Regions from separate parts of the Homo sapiens genome. Here region 1 is linked to region 2. The links are chromatin loops, found by intact Hi-C in ENCODE. Cell type or tissue: adrenal gland. All regions are shown on one strand. Each heading gives the region's core, and the rest is flanking DNA. Links, peaks and the distances in the headings are about the cores only.

Region 1 (5,378 bases), core at 221-5,220, 190 kb after region 2:
CCTTCTGTAGACATTACATGACAATCCTCAGAAGGAAAAGGGAGGACTGGGGACACCCCCACCATCACCAGACTGGGGACACAGAGGCTTCCCCATTAACAATAATAACTCAAAATGCCCTGAGCTGTGTCCCACATGCTCGTACTTCTGTGAGTTCCCTGGAGGTATTTCATGTATGCCTGTGCTTGAGTCCTCTCCTGCTGAACCCTGGTTTCTCTAGGGACTTGGCACAGAGCACCCCATGGCCACCAGATACCACCATCTTCCATCATATCCTGACCCTGGGGCCCTTGAAATAGCAAAGCTGCAGGGCTTTCTGGTGCAAAGTGGAAGAGAGGGGATCCCTGAACAGTCCACGGAAGCTGGGTAGGTGTGTGAATTTGAGTGAGAGGTCATCAGAGTCGCTGCCCTCTTTCCCTGCCTCAGTCATTCTGAAGGGCCCCTTCTTGTCCATTCATCAACCGTGGCTCCTTCTTTGCTTAGAATGAGTTCTCTGAGGGGAGGTTCCACCATTAATACAAATCAGGTCTGGAAAGCCATCCCATCGGTTTTCCAGACATGCCTGAGCCTTGGGTTGGATTCAAGCTGAGATCACCCCTCAAGTCACAGCAGATACACCAGTGGCAGCAGTCGGCACCTACAGGACAAGCAAGGTGCATCCAGAATCTAAAGATAAGGCTCCCCTGTCAGAGGAAAACCCATACAAGTGAACACTTCATAGATGAAACTGGCCATCTGTAGAAGTGATCTGCCTGATGAGGCAGAAAGGAAAGGGGAGAAAACTAACATTTTCTGAGCACAATTTTCTAGATTTTTTATATATTTTGGCACTGAGTGCTCACAATTCCCTTAGGTAGGTAAAATTATTCCCATTTTATAGATCAAGAAACAGAAATTCAAAGAGATCATGTGGCTGACTTTAATCTCAGGTATATTTGGTGCCACTGATCTATTTTCTGCCCCTCTAGGTTTGCCTTTTCTGGAATGTCAAATAAATGGAATCACACAGTATGTAGCCTATTACTTCTGTAGGTATTTTTGCTTCTTTCACTTAGCGGAAGGCATTTGAAAACAACCCATGTTTTTGTGTGTATCCATGGTCGATTTCTTTCTACCGCTAGGTAGTATTTCATTGTTTGGGTGTGCCACAGTTTGTTTATACATTCCTCAACTAACAGAGATTTGGGTAGCTTCCAGTTTGGGCAATTACAAGTAACTATAAACTATAACTATAGACTATAAATAACTATAAACATTCATGTACAGGTTTTGCATGACCATAGCTTTCATTTCTCCAGGAGTGAAATTGCTGGGCCATATGGTAGATGTATGCTAACTTTACAAGAAACTACCAAGTGGTTTGTAAAGTGTTTGTAGTCTTTTTGCAATCCCACCAGAGATGTATAAGAGTGCTGGCTACTTTGCACCCTAGTTATCATTTGGTATTGTCAATATTTGTTATTTTAGGCATTCTAAGAGATGTATAGTGATATATCATAGTGGTTTTAACTTGCATTTTACTAATTACCAATGATGCTGAGCATCTTTTCATGTGCCTCTTGGTCATCCATATATCTTCTGTGGTGAAACATCTGTTCATGTCTTTTGCCCTTTTTTCCCTCAAAATTTTTTACTGTGTTAAAACACACATACCAAAAGATTTATCATCTTAATGTTTTTAAGTTTACAGTTTAGTGGTTCTAAATATATTCATGATATTGTGAAACTATCCCCACTATCCATCTTCATAACTCTTTCCCTCTTGTGAAACTAAAGCTCTGCACCCGTTGAACAATAACTCCCCATTTCCCCATCCCCCTCGCCCCTGGCAGCCACCCTTCTACTGTCTCTGTGATTTTGACTACTCTAAGTATACCTCATATAAGTGGAATCGTACAGTATTTGTCTTTTGTGAGTGCTTTTGCCCTTTTTAAATGTGCTTGCTTTCTGATTGTTGGATTTTGAGAGCACTTTGTATATTCTAAGACACATGTCATTTATCAGTTATGTAACTTGCAATTATTTATGTCTTTCCATTCTCAGAACAGTGTTTTGTTTTATTTTTGTTTTTCTTGAGAGAGAGTCCTGCTCTGTTGCCCAGGCTGGAGTGCAGTGGCACAATCTCGGCTCACTGCAACCTCCGCCTCCCGGGTTGAAGTGATTCTCCTGCCTCAGCCTCTGGAGTAGGTGGGATTACAGGCGTGCTTCATTCCAGCCACGTGGCCCTTCTTGCTTCCTCTAATATGTCTATTACAGGTCTGCCTCAGGACCTTTGCACTTGCTATTGCCTCCATCTGAAATGCTCCTCCTCCAAATATCCTCATGACTCACTCCTCCATTCATTCTCTGTTAAATGTCACCTTACTTAAGAGACCCTCCCTGAAGACTCTATTTAAATGGCTCCCCAGCTCCATCTTGCTCTGCTGCTCCACCTTGATTTATTTATTCTCATGGCGTATATCACAATCTGACATAACACGTATTTGCTCATTTTTATTTATTTATTAACTGTATATTCCTTCCCCCAACAACTATCAGAATGTCAAGCTGGAGCGAGCAGGAATTTTGTCTGTTTTATGCACTGATGTATCTCCAGTGCCTAGAACAGTGCCTGCACATACTGAACTCTTAATCAAGAGTCCTCGATCTTACTGAACAAACTCAAACAATTATTACAGCGTGCCTACTAGGGACCGGGCACAGTGCTGGGCTTCGGAGATACAACGGAGAGAAAAACAGACATGGTCCCTGCCTTCATGGATCTCACAGTACAGCAAGAAAGACCAATAGTAAGTCATCAGAGAAATAAAATGGGTAATAGTTCCTGGGCCTACAAGAAGTACAGTCGGCCCTAAGTATCTGTAGGTTCCCCATCTGTGCATACAGCCAACTGTGGATAGAAAAATATTTTTTAAAATAAATAAATAACAATAAAAATAACAGTACAACAATAAAAATGTAAATAATAGAATATAACAACTATTTATATGGCATTGACATCATATGAAGTATTACAGGTAATCTACAGGTGATTTAAAGTACACAGAAGGATTGTGTACATTCTATGCAAATACTGTGCCATTTCATATAAGGGACTTGAGCATCCTAGGATTCTGGTATCCATGGGAGGTCCTGGAACCGGTCCTCTACGGATACCGAGGGACAACTGTACACAGAGCTGGGGAGCTTGTAACTTAGTCATAAGGGACCTAGTCATGGAAGTGAGAGAAGGGCTCCCAGAGGAAATGGTGATTGAACTGAGAGCTGAAGAGTGAACAGTGGCTAACCACGTGAGGAACAGGGAGAAAGGGACATCTAGCCATGTGGCATTTCATGTACAAAGACCCCATGCGTGGAAGGAGCTTAGCATGTTTGAAGAACTAAAACATGGTGAGATTGCCTAAGGGTGGTGAGTTGGGCAAGAGGGAGGCTGCAGTGGGGCTGGGGTGAAGGCAGGGCACTCTGGGGCTGGGGCAGGCAAGGTGGCGATGGCCAAGTAGGGACTGGCCTTTACCTTATGAGAAAAGGGAAGCCACTCAAGGGTGAGCTCACCTTTTTAACCACCCAGTGTATGTGGAACATAATAAACACTCAATAAAACACTAGGCTAGGCATGGTGACTCACACCTGTAATCCACGCACTTTTGGAGGCCCAGGTAGGAGGATTACTTAAGCCCAGGAGTTCAAGACCAGCCTGGGCAACATAGTGATACCTCATCTGTAGAAAACAAACAAACAAAAAAGCCTGGCATGGCGGTGCACACCTGTGGTCTCAGCTACTTGGGAAGCTGAGGTGGGAGGATCACTTGAGCTCAGGAGGTCAAGACTGCAGTGAGCCATGATTGTGCCACTGCACTCCAGCCTGAGCAACAGAGTGAGACCCTGTCTCAAAACCAACTAACTAAATAACTAACTAACTAAATAAATAAAACACTTGTATGTTGAAAACACTCTTAGATGTTAGTGGCAGTGTAAACTGGTCCCATTTCTCTGTAGGGCAATTTCAGCACATCTTTCAAAATTACAAATGTGTATACATTTTCACTTAGCAATTCTGCTTATAAGAACTTATCCTACAGATGTTTGCCCATGTATGAAAAGACATTTGTACAGGGTTATTCACTGCTGTGTTGCTTATAATAGTAGAAGAATGTAAATAAACCAGCTGTCCCTTAATAGGAGATTACTGAAAAAGTTGTGATATCTCTATGCAGTGGACTAATATGAACCATAAAAAAATGAAGACTTCTATGCATTGTTTTGAAAAGAACTCCACGATATATTAAGTTTTTAAAAATCAAAAAAGAGAGCACCAGAAGAAAAGATGTACAGTTTTTCTATACATACCATATCTCTGAAAGGAGGCATAAGAAACTGGTCTGTTACTTCCCTCTAGGGAGGGAAATCAGACAATTGGGACTGGGTTAGGAGATCCTTTTACTGAATTCTGAACCAGGCAAATATCTTACCTATTCTATATAACAAAATAAATTTACATGATAGGAATTATGGATTAAATAAACTAATGAGTTAGAAAATTAATTTATCTTTTAAACAGCTTTCAGCCAAAACTCCCCTCTGCTATTCAGACAGAAAGGATTTAGGGAGTCCTGGCCCCTACCCCACTCTCTGATTCCTGACACAGCCCCCAAAGGGAATCCACCAACAGAGGGGCCTTTGGAAAGGGAGGTTGGATGAAAGTATTTGTTTTGGTCAATTGCATCATTTCCAGGAAAGGGCCTCCATTTTACCTTGAAATCAGGCTGTCTCAGGACCCCACAGAAACACAGTTCGGGGACTTTCCCAAACTTGTTTAATTAGGCTTCTTGCTGAAAAGCTGCGCTGTGGGTCTCTAAAGCAGTAACTGGCCTCTAGAGATGCAATCATCTCTCCACAGGGAACTCTCATGAAAAAGTCTGATACTCAGTGCTTTCCTGAATAAAAATAAGCATCCAAAAGTATTTGCAATATCAGGAAAAGCAGAACAAAGCGGGTAAGGCTGGAATGTCTTGAGCTTCTCAACTGCAATGACCAAAGAGTTGATCTGTGAGTTCTGATTAAATTCCAGTAAAAAGGGCACTTGACAGTGAGGGCCACTCAATTTCATCACCCTGGCTTGATGACAGAGGATGAAAGAGAGGCCAGGGGCTCACCTCCAGAAGGAGTTTCCTGTCCCTCTGGGTGGGGGAAGTAGGCTCCCGGTGCTGATGAAGGGAGGCTGCTGTGAGCTGTGCCCTGGAGTCCCCTCTAGGAAGTCTGAGGCACAGACCAGGAGAGAGGGCCTAGGAGGGACCAGTAAAGGACGAAGCAACAGAAAAGAGTGAGAATAAGTGAAGGATGGGAATCTTCAACCCGCAGCCTCTGTTTGTTCTATAAAG
Region 2 (5,378 bases), core at 136-5,135:
TTCAATTTAGGAACCTAAAATGGAAAGTCCCAGGACATCTCCACAGCTTGGGATCCACAGGAGAGCATCGTTGACATTGGGGATATCTTAAACATGTAGAAACCTTCAGGACTATCTAATCAGGGCACAGGGCACAGCACCTGGGGGTGCAGAGTGGAGAGTTCACCACTACAGCCTGGAATCGCCTCTGTGATGCCTTCTTCATGACCCTTTGCTGCCTTTGTGGCTAGAAGGCTGGCGCTCAGATCCCAAAGTGGCCACAGGCTAGCAGCTTGCTTCACCTCCCTGAACTGCAATTTCTCCATCTGTGCCTTTCTCCCAGGAGGAGTGTCCAGATTCACTTAGCCCATGTGGGCCAGGAGCCCTGGACAGTGCCTGGCACACAGTAGGCCCTCGGCGGATGCTGTCCCCTTCTCTCTCCACCATCCTTCTGCGGCTCCCTCCTGAAACAGCCTCCCTCAGCGCCTTGAGTCTTGTGCCCTAACAGGCTCTTGCATGCAGTGAGAGGGAGGCCCCGAGGCCAGCTGTCTCTGTTCAGAAGGACCTGGGGTTCTCCTTGACCATGAGCTCAGGGCTCAGACCCCAACACAAACAAGCCCCATGTGCTACAGAGAAGCAGGTCCCTTAGCTGAGGTCCAAAGGCTGTGAGTCCTGCACGAGCCTGAAGTGGTGCAAGCCCCAGGTCACATTGGAGGTGTAGAGCTTGGGGATCTGAATGTGCTGTTGGCTTCGGACATCAAACGTTTCACAGGCTGCCTGGAAGAAGGTGGAGCAGATGGGGGTTAATGGTCAGCAGCAGCAGCAGCATCCCCACCACTGGGGCTACCACTTTTTAGGCCCTTACCATGGGCCAGATACTAAGCCATCTGCTTCGTGTAACTTCGAAGCACACTTACCTGATAGGGTGACAGCAAGGACTCAAAGAGGTGTCTGGGCTTGGCACATAGTAGCTATTGCTACTATTTTGAATGTTGTTTTGCCTTTGTTTTTGTTTTGAGATAGGGTATCGCTCTGTCACCCAGGCTGGAGTACAGTGGTGTCATCATAGCTCACTGAAGCCTCAGCCTCCCTGGGTTTAAGCAATCCTCCCACCTCAGCCTCCCAAGTAGCTGAGACTACAGATGTGCACCACTAAGCCTAGCCAATTTTTTGTATTTTCAGAAGAGACTGGTTTTGCCATGTTGCCCAGGCTGGTTTCAAATTCTGGGGCTCACGCCATCTGCCCACCTCAGCCTCCCAAATTGCTGGGATTACAGGCATGCGCCACAGTGTCTGGCCATTATGAATGCCAATATTGACATGATCTTCTTGTATCCTCATGACCACACTGGAAGAGGTCTGATTGTTCCCTTTTCCTGTTGTGGAACCACATGGAGGAGGCCTGGGCTTTGGAACCAAGCCTGCCCCGATGCAAGCTGATGCTCCTAAGCACCACTGCTGAGTGACGCTCTGCATGAGTGATGAGTTCCCTAAATGACTGGGGCCAACCATAGCAGTAAAGAGCTATGGAGATACTGAGTGGATCCAAAGTGGATCTGCCACTGTGTGGTGCCTGTCCCTAGGCTCTCTATGGCTGTGAGACTGAAACAGACACAGTAGTTAAAAGGTGACCTAGGTAGTCAGTGGGGGAGACCTTAAACTAGAAGCTCCCTAAGGGCAGGGGGGTATCTGTGCCACCTTCTCCCCCAGAGTTGTGTGCACAAGGTGGAGCTCTTCTAAGGGCCTGAGGGAGAGCAGCAGTGACCTAAGCCCTCAGGCCTGTGGCCCTGGCTCATGCCTGGGACCACATCTACAGGACCAGGGGCAGAGGTCATGGCACCTGGGACACCCAGCACAGATGTCCTAGGTTGAATGCACCCTGTCATGTCCCTGCTGTGGAGCAGCTCTGGCTGGGAACCGACCTTGAAGGTTTGCATGGCCCAGCTGCGGAAGGCATCCTCTGCCCACTGACCTCATCCTCTTCCCCCATCGGGGTGAGCTGAGAGGCCCCCAGGTGGGACAGCTACTGGGTGAGGTCATGAGCAAAGGCACAGAACTGAGGGTACTTGCTGGAGCTGAGGCCAAACATGGCATACCTGCCCAAGGAAACACACAGAGACTCATGTCCCATGCAAGCAACACCTGGCACCCAGCACCCAGCACCAACAGCCTGGAGGGCCAGCCACAGACTCTCCCCATCCAGCTGGAGCATGGAGCTGCAGCCCCTTCTAGTCCTCCCAACCCCTGAGCCTTGTCACCAACTCCCATGACCACCCCATGCTTGGCCTGCAGACCCGTGAGAGGGACTTGGTTTCTGTGGCTTGACCCGTGACACACTCCGAGGGCAAACCTCTGGCCCAGGGTCCCTCTGTGCCTGGTCAGCTCTGAGAAGACCCCGTATGCGCACCCAGTTCCATCCCCTGAGCCAGACTTTGGGTCCTCAGGGCAAGGTTAGAAGTTGCAGGAGGAGGGAAAAAGCTTTACCTGAATTTGTTGGTGAGCTCTTTCAGCATGAAGAGGGATTTCTTCAGTTTCTAGAAAGAGAGGAAATGACAGAGTTCTCAGGCCAAGATGAAAAAAAACACCGCTTTTTCCATTCCTCTGGAAAACTGGCCACAGATGGCAGGAGATGGCTCCTGGCCCACAATGGAAGTTGGTTTACATATGGGGCCACCTGGCCAAGGACCTGGTTGTCAGGTGAGAATTTTAGCTTGTCTCTCACTCCAGCTAAACTGTAGCAACTTGTGTGGGCCCTGTCCCCTGGTGGGAGACCCAGAATAGCCTGGCCCCCTCCCATCCAGCCCTGGGCATCTCCAGAGGGCCTCCTAATAGGCCGTGATTCTGTCTTCTTGTTTGGAACCTGGTAAAAGCAACAACAGTTGGTCCTACAGTCTCTGAAATAAGGCTGGCTTTCCAGGAAGCCAAGATGATTCCAGGAGGTATGTGACCCAGCAGAACTAGCGTCAAATCCCATGGTGAGTATTTACTCCCTTTTCCATAATTTATTTTTTAGTTATTCCCCTTCAATTACATTTTCATTCTTTTGAGCCCTGGAGAGACAGTCTTGAGTTGGTGCTAATAGACCTTTAATGCCTCTCTCATTGCCTAGTACTCTTTTAAAAAACAAAGAAGGAGCAGGCCTTGGCCAGGGAATAGTATCTAGCTAAAATTCATTAACTTCATTTTGTTTTCATTGAATTTAAGTTTTGCTGCTTTCCATTTGTGAGAGTGACACAAGTTTCCTTTAAACATGAATTTGTAAATACAAACAGGTAGGCCATTCACAGAAATATATTAAATATGTCATAGGAAAGGGGGCACTCCCATATGGCAATAATTACAATGGAGGCCGGCAAATGACCTGAGTGACCCAGATGGCCTGAGCACTGACTCCCAAATGCCCTCTGTAGGACCTGCTTCATTCCCCGGACCCTTTCCTGGGTCCTCCCACACCCTACAACCTCCTAGACCAGCCAGACCTCAGGCCACCCACCTCTCCATTGCTGGGGAAGTCTCCATTCCCAAATGTGGTGGTCTCCACCAGCAACAGCTGTGCCTCCCTGTACTTGTCCATGCAGAGAACCTGGATGGTACCCAGGTGGACATCAGCCCTCAGCTCCCAGTAGATGCTCTGGGCTCCCTCCCACACCTCCCCCAGGCCAGGGCTTCTGTGCTCATCTGTCTCTTCCAGTGCCCGGCACAGGTGTGGCACGGAGGAGGTGAGTGAACAGATTTGAACACATTGTCCTCGGTTCTCCTTCCTTGCTCAAGCCCTGAAGCTAACCCGTCAGGAAGCCCTGGATGCTCTGCCTGTAAAATACTGCCTATCCTATGTCCAAGCTCCTCTCAGCACATCCATTGCTATTTACAGTTTTGTGTGTGTGGAAATATTTCCACGAAATTGGAATGAGCAGGTCACAGCTGTGCCTGGAGGGAATGGCTGGGGAAATGTGCCCTCGCCTTGCTGTTCTATCCAGGCCCACCCAGCTGAGGATGGGGGACCTGCCACCACTCTCCTGGCAGTTCCGGAGTCCTGGGAGCTGGCAGGTGAGGACCCAAGAGTGTTTTCAGCAACCTGGCTGACCTGGTCATCCGTCAGTCCCACCTTAGCCTAGGCCTCTACACAGCACAGATCACAGCTCATCCCATTGTGGCATTACACTGGCCTGTGCCCTGTCCTCAGGGTCACATCCGTCTCCCAGAAGCCATGTGACCCTGACCCTGGAAAACCCATCAACCTGTCTAACAGTCAGGTTCCTCCTCTGTGCATTAACAATGGCATTGACGCCTGCTTTGCAGGGCGCTGGGAGGGGAGAGGGAGGTGTATGCTGGAAAGCTCCCCAAGGGCAAGGCCTGCCTCTGCGTCACTCACTGTCAGATCCTCATAGCCCGGGGCTGGTCCAGCACGTGGCCACCATTCCCTAAGTATTGGATTTGCTTCATCAGTGCTGAAGGCAGGGGATAGAGCTTAGACAGACCCCCTGTGTTCTGTCTTCTTTATCTGCAGCTTACTCATTCTTGCCCCTTTCACATGCACCCTGTAGAGCAGACGTTCACTGAGTTTGAACAAAATTCAGCTAGAGCAGCTGATGTATATTGAGGCCTGAGTTCACCTGCCTGGGTCTCTGGAGTCCTCGGAGTCTCCGTGTGGTCCCCGTGATCTGACACTGAGGACACACCTGTAGTCTGCTGATCCCAGAAAGAGGGGTGTGTGCTGCCTGGGGTGGGGAAGATGTCGGGGCATGGCAGGTGGCTCCTGGGACTGCCCCCCAGGGTTCAGAGAGGCTGAAGGCTTCCTGCCACACAACCTTATCCAGGGCTGTTGGGCCTGGGATATGGCCCCCTGTCAGAACTCAGGTAGGAGCGGCCTTGGCTGTTACCCAGCCCCCTTGCCACCTCACATGGGGACCTGTCTCCGCAGTGGGCGACTGGGCCCAGATATGAGTCACCCTCTGCCCTCCTGGGCTGCTCAGTCCATGCCAGGACTGACCATTCCCACACCTGGCTGAACTCTTGGCTCTGGCTCTGGGCCCGGGGTCCTGCCTGTGCCCTCTCCTTGAATGCTCTGGGGGTCAGGAACACCCAATTCCCTTGTCTCCCTGGCTCAAGGCTTGTTGTCCTGGCACCCTTAGAGGGGTCTGCAGGAGTGAGGGGCCTCTGCTGCTCTCTGAGGCTGTGGGTGCTCTCAGGGAGGGGTGGGGGCTCCCACAAATGGGTCTGGCTCCTCCAGTGCGCTTGAGGGCCCTGTGAGGGGGAGAGCGGGCCACCAAGGAAAGTGGGAGGGGGCTTGTGGGAGGCTCTTGCCCACATCCCCCTCCTGCACAGCATGTCCCGTACACACGCATTGAGCGCCTGCCCTGAGGACCGATGGGCCTCCTGTACTTTCTTAGAGTCCAGGA

Evidence for each region. Hi-C counts contacts between places; a loop is a spot of excess contacts. Peaks named below come from ENCODE experiments on the same cell type or tissue, not always from the same donor. Only the 100,000 strongest peaks of a DNase experiment are listed, where the experiment ranks them.
Region 1: it touches region 2 in a loop (2.1-fold over the local background); 5 of 110 quality-filtered maps call a loop at or near these places.

The regions. Positions count from the first base shown.
Region 1 is chr17:27,852,115-27,857,492 of GRCh38, forward strand. LOC124903961 (a long non-coding RNA gene) reads right to left here and starts at 4,615. Exons shown (of 2, transcript XR_007065681.1): 1 at 4,348-4,615; 2 at 2,483-2,890. In adrenal gland, for the core only: no CTCF peak of the experiment used is centred there; no DNase peak of the experiment used is centred there.
Region 2 is chr17:27,662,141-27,667,518 of GRCh38, forward strand. It overlaps the pseudogene NOS2P1 and the pseudogene LOC100420408. Among named protein-coding and RNA genes, the nearest start is that of LGALS9, 34 kb to the left of the region's middle. In adrenal gland, for the core only: no CTCF peak of the experiment used is centred there; no DNase peak of the experiment used is centred there.